Regions from separate parts of the Homo sapiens genome. Here region 2 is linked to region 1. A link is a contact called in ENCODE Hi-C or POLR2A ChIA-PET data. All regions are on one chromosome and are shown on one strand. The core of a region is the stretch at or near the end of the contact, and the rest is flanking DNA. Distances in the headings are between cores, read along the strand shown. Region 1 overlaps BMPER (BMP binding endothelial regulator). Region 2 overlaps BMPER (BMP binding endothelial regulator).

Evidence for each region. A loop is a pair of places that touch in the nucleus more often than their neighbours do. ChIA-PET counts read pairs that join two places held with the same protein, here RNA polymerase II (POLR2A). Pooled maps may share reads with other maps.
Region 2: a map of gastrocnemius medialis shows a loop between it and region 1 (6-fold over the local background). The contact joins two enhancer-like sites. A Hi-C loop is called at or near these places in 6 of 168 maps with a recorded cell type or tissue (A673, IMR-90, MCF 10A and 3 more) and 7 of 50 pooled maps. POLR2A ChIA-PET finds 5 or more read pairs at or near these places in 1 of 52 experiments (H1).

What each region holds. Positions count from the first base shown.
Region 1 is chr7:34,091,955-34,099,379 of GRCh38, forward strand. The region is part of intron 13 of BMPER (BMP binding endothelial regulator); the gene reads left to right. Among named protein-coding and RNA genes, the nearest start is that of BMPER, 190 kb to the left of the region's middle. Within about 2 kb of position 4,322, at least 12 of the 41 ENCODE cell types and tissues checked have a DNase peak (open chromatin) inside an H3K27ac peak, as active enhancers do; they include gastrocnemius medialis and psoas muscle, where a contact is called at or near this core.
Region 2 is chr7:34,132,276-34,139,700 of GRCh38, forward strand. The region is part of intron 13 of BMPER (BMP binding endothelial regulator); the gene reads left to right. Among named protein-coding and RNA genes, the nearest start is that of BMPER, 230 kb to the left of the region's middle. Within about 2 kb of position 3,861, at least 2 of the 41 ENCODE cell types and tissues checked have a DNase peak (open chromatin) inside an H3K27ac peak, as active enhancers do; they include gastrocnemius medialis and psoas muscle, where a contact is called at or near this core.

The DNA of each region.
Region 1 (7,425 bases), core at 3,072-5,571:
ATGGGGAGCCTCTTCTTTTTTGACCCTTTTGTATTTCACCCAGCACCACCCATAGAAGGGCTGCTTCTCCTAGCCTGCCTTTCACTGGCATCCTCTCTGATCTCCTTGTGACTTTTGCTGTCCCCAATTCTGAGTTCATCTTAGGTCTTTATCCCCATGCACAATTAGACACTTACAGTCAAAGTGTGCACACTTCTCTGTCTTTTCATGTAATAAACTGGTCAGAGTGAGTAGAGTCTTTGGTCCACCTTTGATGCTCCAAATGCCGTGAGCACTTCTTATTGCACAAGTCTATTTGCAACTCCCAGTGGCAGGCAAGATGACCCTTCTGAATCTCTCCATCTACCTCTGCCTATTTATAATTCACAAGTCTCTTGGACCCCCTGGTTCCTCTTCTGTCCCTCAGGTAGTGTTTGGGCTTGTCGTCTTCTTATGAAATACTCGCATCCACAGATGTTTCTGCCCTGACTCTCTCAGTTTGCCTGAGGTCCTCAAACTAGCCTCTTCTTGTATGGTGTTACAACAACTGGACCTCCAATGGGGTGATTAGTCCTTTACCTTGGCGTCACTCAGCAATTTGCCTAATAGTCGCATCCCTTTTGCCCTGTCATTGGCTCTGAGCCTTCTGTCAGGCTGGACTCAAAGCTTTATGGTGATTTCCCTTCAATCTTTCATTCGTTCTTCTCCACCTCACCCACAAGTAGGCTTTTTCCTGTTTGATCCATCCAAGTCACCCAAAACAAGGATCTTAAAAAGCTTTCTAGCTACCTGAATTTTAGCTTCAAAATCTGGTCAGTCCAATTTTCTTGGAGCCCAAGTAAAAAGAAAGACACGAATTCATTCAGAAAGGTATGAAAATGTATGGAACATCATTTTATCCAAGTCTAAAATCCTCTTATGTTTAATTTTTCATCTTGAAGAAAGACAAATACTGTTTCTTTAAAAAGAGAAAATATAGAAAACTATTCATATCTTAACAGATAGATTAATCTTTGTAGAGAGATTGAGTCAACTGTATAGTTAGCCAGCTTCAAAGTTAGAAAGGGCACAGTCCACACAGGACTACTCTCACTTCTGACACCACAAGTTTAGAGGTGATCCCAGAGGACTCTCAAGGTCAGGAATTTGCTAGAAGGAACTCAAGTGGTAATACTCATGGGTGTGATTTATATTATAGGAAAAGGATATAGATCAAAATCAAAAGAGATACATAAGGCAGAATTGAGAGATGTCTAAACATAGAGCTTCTGCTGTCCTCACCTCGTGGCATCATGGGCTGGCATTAACTCCTCTTGTCCACAGTATCCACTGGGCATTGCCAACCAGCAATGCTCACCCAAGCCTTTGGTGTTCAGAGTTTTTATTGGAACCCGATCGCATGCCACCTGCATGGATGATCTTATCTTCTAGCCCCTCTTGGAGGTGTAATGTGCTAATGCTTTTGGTCTTCAATTTCTCTAGATGTTGGAAATGTTATTGCATAGCCCAAAGCCCCATACTAAATCCTATTGTTAGACTGTCTAGTGACCAAATGCCTCAGGCAAAAAACACACTCCTGTCAGGCAGGACATTCCAGGGGCTTAACGATTGTCTCTTTGTGGCCAAAGGCAGAGGGCAAGACCAGACTCTCTTTGGGCAAGGTTAATTCTTTACTGCATAACCTTCCTAGGTCAAGGTTAAATGCCATTTTGATTTGATTTTATATATTTAGCTCTAAGTTTATTTTAAGCATAAACATCCTGGAATTTTATAGTGTTTCTCCTCAGAAAATTACATTCTGAGATGCAATTAGAAGGGACTTTTGAGCACAGATTTGAATAAGTGTCACTGTAGCAGGTAAAACACTAATTATTTTGTAGCATCTCTTTTGGCTGCTTAGGGGACTTCTTGATTACTTCTTAGCAGGAGGCAGAATGGTGTAACTTAATTATATTTTCATTATTTATGGGTGTAAAGATCTTTGCATGCATGAGAATGAGGCTGACATGAGGAGTGTTTTCCTCATTTTACCGTGTAGCTAATTGAGGCACTGAGAGGGGAAGGGACTCATTCCAGGTCGCCTGCGCAGCTGAGCAGCTAGCCTGACAGGCACACCTGGTCTGGGGGCTCCATCAGAGAACAGTCAGAGTGTACACACTTCTATCACTGTCCACTCGGGTTTTCAAATATCCTGTTCTGCCATGAGCTCTCAGAGGAGGAGTTTATCAGTTATTTAATTCACTCCTTTTTACAGCTTTCAGCTGAACACCTGCTACATGCTAGGTTCTGTCATAGGGATGGCGATTTGGAACTTAGCAAGAGAGACAAAGCTCTTCCTTCAGAAAATCATTGCCTAGTGTGGGCAGACAGCTATGCATGAGAAATAAGGCCATCCTGACTGCAAGAAGAGTAATGGTGGGAATAGGGTAGTGTGATGGGGTGGGCCTGGGGGTGGCCGATTTTGAGGTAGGTGGGCAGGAAAAGACTGTGTGGGGAGCTCTCCCTTGAAGGGAACGTGCCCTCTGGGAAGAGCCAGTGAGGAGGCAGGCAGGGGAGCAGCAGGTCCCACACTGGACAGGGCAAGGCCTGTTTGAAGGCCGCCATGACTGCTGCTTTTAGAAAAGGACAAGTACAATGGTACGAATGAGTGTGGTACAGGTGTCAAGTTGGTTTTGCAGCCAGACTGCCTGGGTCAACTTCTGAGCTCCTTAACTTGCAAGCCCTTGCTGTTAGGCAGGCGAGCTCACCCACTGAAGCCCCTGATTATTCCCCCATGTGTAAAAGGGGATGCGGAGAGGACCTACCCCATTGCTATGAGGGTTTGTGTGAGGGTTGCATCAGTCATTCCAGATAAGGCACGTATCCAGGCCTGGTACAGAGCAAATGCTCAGTCAAGGTCAATTTCATTATTAATATAATTTTATTATAGAAGCCTGTTCTGTGTGGTGTTTACCTACCTTCAGAACGTCCTATGCCATCTGGTGCCAGTACTTGAAGAGGTTTTCTTCTTTATTTTACATGGTCATTGCTAGACTCGTTCGGAATAACTTCTTCCCATTCTGTGCAGAAATTGATACTGTTTCCTAAAATGAAACAAAAATAAAAATAAACACAAACACTTTGGAATGAGTTAAAATTTCCATAATGCACTTTTCATAAATTCTTTCAATGGATAAGATTGAACTGAAGGGGAAGGTGCAGAAAAGATAATTAATTCCATAAGATGAATATACAACTCTGAACTTGAGAAATAATCAACTCGCCCTCAGTGTGCTTTACAGGGTGGAGGCTGAGAAGGAGCTCAGGTGTCTTGTTTTGTTGTTTGTAGGGGTAGAATTCAGGCTGTAGGAAAAGAAGAAATACATGACAAATTTTAACTTTTTTCATGCTCATCTTCCTTGCCTTTGTAAACAGTAATATGAGTATAATTTAATTTTATGTGATAATTCAAAGTTAATGTTGGCGTGTCAGTTGCAGTTAGGACCACCTTTCCTAGAAGACCCTTGAAAGGGGAAGGGACTTCTGAGATCTCCTTGGTATTTCTATCTTTAAGCTTATGTCTTTTCGTTTTAGCTTCCCTTTGCCCTATTGCCTTCTCCTCATTGGATGGAGAAAATAATGTTAGTTCATTTTGTATGCAAATGAAATATTGAAAGATTCTGAAAGAAGACTCAAAGTTCTCTCCTCTGAGAAAAGTGAAAGAACTTGAGGACATGAGCTGTATTTTTTCCCTTTTCCCAGGAGTTATCAGACAGCTCAGAGCCAAGTTTATGACCCATTTCTATCCAATATACAGAACTTCCAGGCATGATTTTTTTTAGTTAACCTCAAGCCTGGTTTTATTTTTATCTTTCCTGTTTCTTTCCTCTCATTCACATTGCATTTTATTTTATTCTGCATGTAGTTTTGTAAGCTGACTTAAATCCTTTCTGGAACAAGTTGGAGAGTAAGTGACAGTGGCCATTGGCAAAGGATCTAACGCTTCTGAATTTCCTTTTTTTTTTTCATTATGAAATAGAGATAATATCTTCACCCAACAGGTTCTCATGAGGCTGGATGAGGTTTCCCTTGTAAATCCCAGATGGAATGACCAAGGTGTCTCTTTCTCCTCGTCACATCACCAGCAAGGCCTAGTGGCTCTTGTGCGAACAGGCCTGAGTGCTGTGGTATCAGGTCGCCCTTTGAAAAATCAGGATATCCACCTGGGTGCCAGAACTCCTTGCAAGCAAGAGGACCTGGGGTGGGTGTCCTCAGAGGTGGCCCTGTGTGGGCTGGTTTCCATCAGGCCACATACAGATTGGTTGGAGCTTTGATGCATTATGAGGCCAGCATCATGACTCAGTGAAACCACATGGGCAGGCACAGCATCTTGTGAAATCAGCTGGTGTTCTGGCAGCAGCAGGGGCCTCTCAGAGAAGGCACACTGGCCTCTGTGCTGTTTTGGGAGCAGTATCAGGGCTTTGGGCTTGGGCTCAGAGCTGTGCTGGGTTTGACGGCCATCCAGGACTCTGTCCGTTTCCCAATCAACTTGGCAAAAATTAAAATTGATGGGGGCATGTGCAAATACGAAATAGGAGTGGAGGCTTTTGCATTCCTGGACACTCCAACACATTGTACTCTGTTTATTCGGAAATCTGAGACTCAGTCTCATTTTTCTTCTGACTTGGCAAGTAAAAGGAGCAGCAGGGTTGCTGCACTGTCCATGACACTTGCACACAGAGATGGAGCAGTTGTGTAGCCGAGACCAGATATTCAGAAGTGTACACATTAAAAAAAAAGACTTGGGGGTTGGCAGTTTTATTAAGGAAGAAAGTGCTGAGAAAATTATACTAGTGTATCCAAAGGCATCTTTTCTAGATTAATGGTCAATTATTCATGTCTAGGAGTCCAATGAAATCAATCAATAAATTAAAATAGGCACATCTTACCTATTACCAAAAAAGAGCATAGATTCTTTTACAGTTGTGATTGATTGATTAAATAAGACACCAGGCACTGTTCAAGGTGCTGGAATTCTAAAGGAGTCCTCCAGGGAATGAGAAAGGAGTCCTCTAGCTCACAGAGCTTGCAGGGCATGTTAATGAATGAGCAAAACAAGTTAACAGGAATGTCGAGAGAGAGGGTTGTGTTTTCTGATAGAGGATATGCTGGATGCTATGAGAAACGTACTCTGCCTGGGGGCTGGCTTCCTGGAGGAGGTGACTTCTAGGCCAAAACCAAAAGCATATGTAGGGTTTAGCTGGACAAAAAGAGGAGCAGGAGGCTGGGGAAGAGAACAAAGGAAAATATTCCAGCCACTGAAGACTTCATGTTCACAGCCATGGAGGCTAGGGAGAGCCTGGCACAGGCAGCTGAGAGACTGTTCTGTGAGGTGGTGCCATAGACTTCAGGGTGTGTGGACAGGAAATTAGAAAGCAAAAGCAGAGGCCAAATTATTACAGTTTCATGCACCAGCATTCACCAGACATGGAGGGGGCACGCTGCAGTGTTTTCCACCATTAACTATGGGCAGGTTATACTGAGCAGGGGTTTAGTAAAGCTCAGGACTCTTCATTTGCTCATCATTCATTTATTTCTCAAGTAGTTTGTTATACCTATTACATAGCCTATGTGTTAGGTCCATAGTTCTCAAGCTTTAGCATGAAATGGAATCACCTACAGAGCTGATTCAGTGGGTCTAGGTGGGGCTTGAAAATTTGCATTTCTAACAAGTTCCCAGGTTGATGCTGGGGTTCAGGAACCACATCTTGAGAATCATTGTGCCAGGTGAGGAAATTATAAGAACAGTCCAGGATCATGTGGGTGCCCAGATTCCTTTGGGTCACCAAGAGGACTTAATTTTCTGAGTCCCTGTTCACTCAAAGACTTTTTTTGAGTCTTTGAATGAACAGGGCTTAGGTTTCTTCTGTGCAATCAATTGCTAAACATTAGAGACAAGAATCCAAAGTAGGTCCCTGGTTAAAAGGGTTAGGAGCTAATCTTATGCACACCTAGATAGACCAAAGTGGTGATTTGAGCTCGGTGGCATTTTCTTGGCCTGTAGTAGTTTAAAGTATACCCTGATTTTTTTTTCGAAGAAAAAGGGCACTGGTTTTACTGCCTCCTCGTTCATGAAGTCATGCCCAGAGAAAGTGCTGGACTTACTTGGCTGGGTCATATGGGAAGCCAGAATTAGAATCCAGAGTCAAAGTTCTCCTGGTCGCTGAGATGCTTTCCATAGAGACGCCAGTGTGGGGAACCACCCTGGTAACTTTTAGATGAATTATCCAGGACCCAGTAAGGGAGGGAGGAGAAAACACTGGATACAATGCAGCTTTGTTGCTGGACAGAAATGAAGCCCAGTATTCCTGTGCAGAGCTGCCCAAATTCTCTCCCACCATGCACAGGAGGGAGAGGCCCAGAGCCAGGAGTACAGGCCCATGCATCCAGAACAGCCAACAGGATGTATCTGTAAAAATCTGCTTCCTTTTTACTGGCTTCAGGCTTTTAAAGAGTCTGGTCAATGGGCACAGATTGTAGGGAAATATGTGATTTTCAAGGAAATGGGGAAATCTGGTGACGATACTGGAATTAATAATTCTTTTAACATGAAAGAGTTGTTCTTTATGATCCTTACCATCTTACCTAGTGTTTGGAGTTTAAAGGAGGGAGAGAGAGAGGGTGAACTGGTTTCTTCATTGTATCCCCAGCAAATGGCCCATCTGCGAGCATGAAGGTAGATGCATTTGAACTGCTGAAAGAACCTGGGCCAGAAGACCTTTCAGAACCCCTGAAAGCTTTTCCATATGAAGAGGAAACCAGGAAATTGAAGTCTTCATTTTGTCTTTGTGATCAAAGCCAGGGAGGAAGGATATTAAGCAGATACTGACCCGTAGTTTTGTGGCCACTACTAGAATTTATTGACATACATAGCAACTAAGGACTGCAGGACAGCTGAGTTTGGTATTTACTTCAAGAGAATAAAAGATCAGATGTCTGAAAACAGAGGGCTATATTGCTATAATGAGCCCATTGCCTTTGATAACAGGAGGTAATGACAGTCATGTTAGCTGGCATTGATTGAACATGTGCGATGTGCCTGGAAGTCTGGGAAGCCTGATTTGTATTCCAGTGCCAATAATAATGTACAGAACAATCATAAGGCCAGGAGTAAGAGCTTACACTTTTGAGTGCTCACTATGTGCCTGGCAGCAGCTAAGGGCTTTCCCTGCAGGTGTTGTTCCCCGTGTGGATGAGGAAACTGAGCTACAGGAGTTACCAACATTGTCCAAGGTAACCAGGCAAGAAAGAGGCAGAGCCAGGATTTGAAACCAAATCTGTTTGACCCGGGCAGCACTTGTGCTTTTGACCATTACCACCATAATCTGGTAATAGCTCTTGCTGGCAAGCCATCCTCACCCCCAAATTTTCTGTGTTTTCTAAACTATGCTAAAACACCAGGAATTT
Region 2 (7,425 bases), core at 2,611-5,110, 40 kb after region 1:
TAATATGTTGCCCTCAAGACTCCTCCTTGAGTGTTGCCTGGCCCAGTTCTGCCCTGCTCTCCCCACCACACCCCAAAGGCCCCAGGATCGAAGCCAGTTCTGCCCTGCTCTCCCCACCACACCCCAAAGGCCCCAGGATCGAAGCCAGTTCTGCCCTGCTCTCCCTACCACGCCCCAAAGGCCTCCGGATCGAAGCCAGGTTCTTCTTTCTTTCTGCATTTCCCACAATGCCCAGCCCACAGGTTGCACACAGCGGATATTCTCTTGGTGTTTGTTGAGGGGACTAGAACAATTTCAAAGACGGTATGTATCTATGTTGGGAGTAGAATTATGATGAGATGAGCTCACCAAAAAGGAGACAGTGAGTTTCTTTGGGGTAAAGATCCCTCTCTCATTTCTGGGCTGGGGGCTTTTAAAATACATATACTACCTAGTTTTGGGGCTAGCTGAGCCCTGGGCAAGTTCATATCTTGACAGAATCACAGAATATTAGTACTGTGGAGACCCCATCACTTTACAAACTAAGAATCAGGCTTACCCCAAGACGTGGCTGAATATTGGCAACACGCTGATACTTTTGGTCCCTGATGGTATTACCACCTCAGACTTGGTAGATGTGAAATGTGTATATTGAAATGTGTATATTGCTCTCTGACATAGAGCTCCTGAAACTGTGTAGGTAAGGGCACTAGGGAAATCTTTTTTTTAAATTTGAATTTGGTCTCTGACCCCAGTTCCTGATACAGAGCTCCTAAGACCTTTGCAATTAATTTCCTGAATGGTAGGAGTGAGAGATGCAGAGCTTCTAAATCCTTTGTAATTTACTTGGTGATAGGAGCATCTTTTGTTCTAATGAGATGATCCTTGGGGGGCTCCTGGACAGCCTCAGGATGGAGAGGGGCTCCATTGCTAGAGGAACCAACCATGTAATTAGAGGGTTGGACTTTCAGCCTCTCCCTCTAGCCTCCAAGGAGGGGAGAGGGGCTGAAAGTTGAGTTGATCACCAATGGCTGGTGATATAATTAATCAGGTCTATGTAATGGCACCTCCACGAAAACCCCAAAGGTCAGGGTTTGGGGAGCTTCTGGATAGCTAAACACACAGGGGTTCTGGAAGGTGGTGTGCCTGGGTTCTGGAAGGTGGTGTGCCTGGAGAGGGCACAGAAGCTCTGAATCCCTTCCTACACCCTCACCCTGTGCATCTCTTCCATCTGGCTGTGCATCTGTATCCTTGGTAACAGCCTTTGTAATCAACTGGGCAACTTAAGTGTTTCCCTGAGTCCTGTGAGTCACTCCAGCAAATTAACTGGATCCAAGAAGGGGGTTGTGGAAACTCCGATTTATAAACCGGTTGGTCAGAAGCACAGGCCACAACCTGGGACTGTGATTGATATCTAAAGTGGGGAGCAGTGCTGTGGGACTGGGACCTTTGCTGTGGGATCTGACGCTAACTCCAGTAGATAGTGTCAGAATTGAGTTAAATTTCAGGACATCTAGTTGGTGTCCGCTGGAGAACTAGTGGTTAGTGGGGAGAAGTCCCTACATGTTTTGGTGACCGAAGCTTTCTGTGTTGAGTCAGCGTGTGGAAGCAGGAAAAACAGTTTAGTTTTTCCTTTAGTGGTAAAGAATGTTTCTCTTCTGCTTAGGTGAAGGATTCCGACTCTCTTGTACTTGAGATTCTTTTTAGAGACAAAAAAATATGTGACGTTCGATGTAGTACATAGGTGAAATGAGATTTCGTGAAAAAGATAAAAAAGATTGAAAAAGGTGGACGGAGCAGAGGCTTCTTCCTGGTGGTGGCCCATCTCGCCCTGCCCTTTCCAGAAGCCTGCCTCAGATGCACTCACCCTTCTTGGCAGGCATCAGGGGTAGGTGTTTAGGATTACACAGGGGTTTAGTTCACCAGCCTTACAATTGTTTTACAGTAAGCATGACGGTGATGAATTGAGCACAAGTTTAAGAGAAGAGTGATTGATTTTCTGCCAAGCACCATTTTTATGTTCTTTTTTATCAGCCAGCCTCCAAAAAGGTGAGTTGTTTGATTTAGAAGCAAATGCTGGAGTAAGAATTATGGTTACTTCATGCAGTAACTCTCGGCCACTAGAGGGGGGTCGTGACCAAGCTTCCCTCTCCCTGGCCAGCTCCTGAGACCATCTTGCAAGATTTGCCGGGCTCTGCTAGGATGGGGCCCAAAGTGAAATGAGGCGTTATCTCTAGAAGAGTGACAATTCAGCAAAAGTCTGTTAATCATGGTCAGTTTTTCCCTCCGTGAAGCCAGTGTTTCCTACTTGAGCAAAGATAGCTTAACTTCCCAACAGGAGTATTTCTAAGGGTTACTGGTTATATAGTCTCTGGCTTTGGGCTCCTTAAAGATGTGGCCCCTGGGTATAGAGAAAATAGCAAAATGGTGCACATCCCTTCCCCGTTATTAGATGGGCGAGAATTTAACTGTGGGCATGAAGATTATACTCTTCACATATGGTCTGATATATGGCCTTATCAAGGGAGAAAATATTTTAGATTCCATACATGCGTGATAGCTGTTTGGTCACTGTTAAAAGCGTACCTCTACTAAAAGCAAGTATGTGGAGCTTCTTCCAAAGCTGGCATCCATGAAAAATCCTAAGAATTGCTACTTCCTTAAAGGAGGTCTCTGTGTCCACAGATGCCTACATTATTCCACAAAAACAATCCATAGCTTCAGAAGAGGGTCAGAGGTGAATGATCATTTCTGGAGCTCCTGTGTGCTGCTGTGCACGTAATGCCATTCACCTCCTGGGGAAAGTTAGGAGGATTTAAAAATAAATATTTTTAGTAATTGGAGAGCGTCTAAATTAGGTAAAAAGTGTTGGAATGTATAAGTAAGCAATGTATATAAGGTAGGGACAGTGGGCAGGCAATCAAGTAAGAGATTCACTGTGAATCATGAACAAAAATGGTTTGGTAGGTTTTTCTCTTGTTAATTTGGTTGTTGGATTTTTGTTCTTGACAAGCCGGGAAGCAAGCAGTTGACAGGGAGGGAGGAACACAGAAGGCAGGAAGATGAAAATACAAGGCTGAGCAGGGGAGCGCAGGAAGGTAACTGAAGAGTCCTTATGAGCAGGGACACATTGAGTGATTCTGTGTGGCTCCTGATGTCAGACCTGAGAGTTAACTGGAGATTATGAGGATTTGGATCCCTAGAAGAAAGAAATGTCATAACCAGCAGATCTGCTGAGCTGCCCTGCAGGAAAACCAGCCCCCTGTCCTGTGAGGTCTCAGGAAGAGGCTGCATGATTCTCTGTCAGGGACTTTTTTTGCTTTGTATTGTTTTTGATATTGGGAGGTTGACCACATGACTATCAAATCTAAGATCTGGTGGTTTGGAAATTCTGTGCCTCTACTCAGGCACCTCCCTTAGCCTAGAATTTCCTTTTTCTCATTCATAATAGTCTTTATGTCATTTGGAGTTTGGTTCTTAGTATTTGCACAATCCTGTTTTCTTGGAGGAGCCCATCTCTGTTAGCCTCTGTACCTTGTTTAGTGCCTGAAACAAACAGAGCTCCATGAGTGCCTTCTTTTCACTGAGGAGTGGGCTAACAATTTAACTTGAGTATAGGGGGATGAGGGGAGAATTTGGGAAAGCTGAACCGGAGATAACTTTTATATCTACAACCAGAGAAACAGGCTGGACTCCCGTTCCAGGTATCCTCCTGCCCTGTCTCCCCAGATGAAGGTTATGAAATCCACAAGCTAATGAAAATGCCTGGACTTGCTGTTCTGTCCTGGCAACCCCAGGCAGCCATAGAACCTGGAATATTCTCAACAATATTTAAGCCAGCATGGACAGTAGCCACAGGGATGCCAAACTGGGGCTGGCCCAGGAAAGCCGTGGACAGAGCAGCAGGAGCTCCCTGCTGGCTGGCCCAGCAGGCTAGCCCTGCCCTTTCATTGACAGCTCAATAAAACAGCCTCACAGTTCCCAGGATTGAAGCTTCTGGCCGTGTTTTTCATGTGACAGTGGTGTTTTTTGTACCCCTTCGATGGAAGGATAAGAATGAGTGTGTGAACGTGCCTGTATAGGGCTGAGGAAAAGAGCGTGATATTGGATGACATTGTTTTCATAGGTATAATGTGACATGGATGTGCCTTCCTACCTTGGCTACTACCTTTAGTTGTCTCCATGCAACTCAGATTAGGGAAATTAGGGCAGGATTTCAAGGATTAAAATGTGAGTTTTTTAATAGGCTTATGGTAGCTAACCACACTTCTGCTCACTCAGCTAGGACTCTGTCTTCCCTATCTTCTCCCTCCCCTGTTTTCCATTGATGCCCAGGTACCAATAAACCTAAGATGCCTTCACTCACTTCTATGACCTTCCTAGATATGTGGAACAAGGAAAGCCATATGACCAAATGGTGGTTTTCTTGCTATCTTCCTTGCACTGTTGCGTTCTGCCTTGATCCTGCCATTGCTCCCAGGAAAGCTGACCTTCAGATTGACAAACATTGTCCAGCTGAAGACCCTTTGTGGTGGCAGAGAAAACAGCCAGAACGCTGGATATCTGGCTCCGAGGTGGAGCTGGCACCTGTCACTCCTGGCTTGCCCTTCTGTTCTCCAAGAAGCAGTGTGGAGGGTGCCCAGTGGGTAATACATCTGTCGTTCAAAACTGTGCCTGGGAAGCAGAGGCACTTGCCTCTGTCTGACAGGCATGGCCCTTGTGCCAGAGAAAGCAGAGAGCAGAGGGGAAACCACTCGGATATGCTGTTGCTAGGAAGCATAGATGTGTTTGATGTTTTGATTTTAGCAGTATTGGAGGTTTGCCTTTTTAATAACATGAAAAACTATAGGTTTTTCTTATATCAAATATGTGCTTTATTGAAAATGTGTGGTTAAAGCAGAATCCTCTCATCAAATCCTTTTTTTCCACCAGTCATTAAATTAAAAAAAATTCCTCTGGAGACAGGAGAGGAGTGCAATAAGTTCAAAATGAAAATGACAGCAGAAAGGTTCTTGCAGAAGCAGCTTAGTTCAGAGGCTGTTATGGCCAACAGCTCCCGTGGCCTTGGCCGTATTAAGCAGTGGCCACAGAGTGGGAGCAAGGATGGAATTCATGTCCTTCAGATATCAGTGTCCAGCTGTCCAATCCTGTGGAAGCTGGGAAAAGGTCATGAGGTTACTCTCTTTCACTCTTTGAATGATTCACTGAATATTTACTGAGCTGTGTGTTCACGGCACTGTGCTGGGGGGCTAGATAAGCCAGACACAGTCCTTGTCCCCCGGAAAGAAAAGAGATGATGTTTCAAAGGATCTGTGCAATAAGAAAGGTATGAAGGACATGGGACCCTATAGGGAGTGGCTAACTTTTTTGGGGCCACTTGGCAAGCACCACTGAGGAATTTGAATTAAGTCTTAAAGGATAGACATTAGATTTTTCCAGTGGAAAAGACCTGGAAGTACCTTCCAGTCAGGAATAGCCAGGTGGATGGAAGTCCAAGGGTTGATGGGACATTCTATGATTTGGTAAAAGAATGAGTGGGGAAGAAAGAAATGGAGTTAGAAAAGTAGGCTGAAGTCTAGGCTGCTAGGAACCTTGAATTTGATGCCAAGAACTTTGAATTTTTTTTGTAGGTGCCCAATCAGAGGTGAGCTTGATCCTAATCTCAGTATACCTATAAATCCCTCTAGGAGGACAGAAATGGATTCCCTGGCGCTAATGGAGCTGCACTCTTGGCAGCACCATCTAATAGCACTCTCTTCAGTGATGGTAGTGTTCTCAATCCACTCTGTCCAATATGGGGGCCATTGGCACCTGCTGCCATTGAACATTTGAAATGTGGCTAATGATACTGACAAACTGAACTTGTAATTTTATTTAATGGTAATTAACTTAAATTCCAATTTAAATAACCACATGTGTCTAATGGTTTCTGGTGTAGAGTTTTCAGGAGGCAGTAGCTGTAGTTTGATGCGGGAAAATAGTTCTGAAGGCTTCTCTGCAGATGAGTTGTGTTTAATTGGATTTCAGGGAGGGAACTGACCACAGGTCAGTTCTGATCCCACTACCGTGCCGAGTGCTATGAGGAACAGGGTTAAAACATGCCTTCAAGGAGTCATTGAAACATGACACACAAACATCAAACATTGAGAGAAGGGAGGTAGTGGATGTGTGACAAAGCGCTGCCCAGCCTGGTGCCAGCTCCCTGGGCCCCTGCAGCAGCTCTGGGCCTTCTCTTGCCCTATTGTGGCACTGAGCAGCTGTGTTAACCACACAGAACAAGAGTCCTACCTGAACCCTGAACCTCTTGGCTGCCAGGCAAGATGCCAGGAGTGGGGCAGATGAATCAGGAAACCATTTCTAGATACATTAATTTGAAGCTCCTGTGACAGACAGTATGCTTTAAGGGGATTGCAGGGGCCTGATTCCTTTGTTATTTTGCCAATTCCGTTACAATAGAAACCAGTCAGGCAGGCACTCTTCACCTGCAGAGCTTTCCTGGAAAAGCTCAGAGTAATGCAACCTGTGTTTTCCCACTGGAGCACACTGGGCAGCCGTGTTTCCTGACCAACTCACCATCAAACAGAACATAAATGTGACAGAACAATGTCATGACAGCAGAGGTACCAAAGCCATAAATCTCAGTCACTCCCAGAAGTGATAAAATTCTGCTACTTATTCTGTAAAATGAATATAAATGTAGACTATGGGTGCATACTGATTAAGAAAAGGACAACGATCTTCCATAAACACAGAAGAACTCAACTTCACTGTGTCATAACTTAGATTTTCCTCACACTGAATTATGAAGTGTGATAAACATGAATTGAATAGTTGAATAACAATTGTTTTGTCCCTCCCTAAAATTTGAAGTGCATTTGAAGATGCTTTTATTTTTCTCTTAATAAATTCCTTTGTAACCAACAGAAGCATGCAAAATTATTCCATTATCTATTCCACCACCACATTAGTAGACCAATGAAATACAAGTGTGAGGGCAACGCAAAGTGAATCCAGCCGAAGTCTGTATCAAGAGGCTGCCAAAATACAGATTGGGCAGATTTTAGCTGGAGGAACGTTGAATAACTAAGACCTACAAATAGAAGCTCTCATTTACTCCCATTCTTTACTTTCCCACTATCATTCTGAAATTCTGATTTCAATATTAATATCTTTCATGATATTCTTTTGTGTAGTATTAAAAGTAAACTGTGATGTTTCCCTTTTTAGAAAAGTGATATGTATTCACAGTGCCTGCCTGACTCTTTGGGTTTCTATTGTAACAGAATTGGCAAAATAACAAAGGAATCAGGCCTATGTAGAAAATACAGGTAAGAAAATTAAGGAGAACCGCAATCCACCACACCGAGCTTTCCGTTGGATTTGGTCGTATCTGTTTTCAGTTATTCTTGTTTTCATTGTGTGATGACACGATGTTGAAACACAATT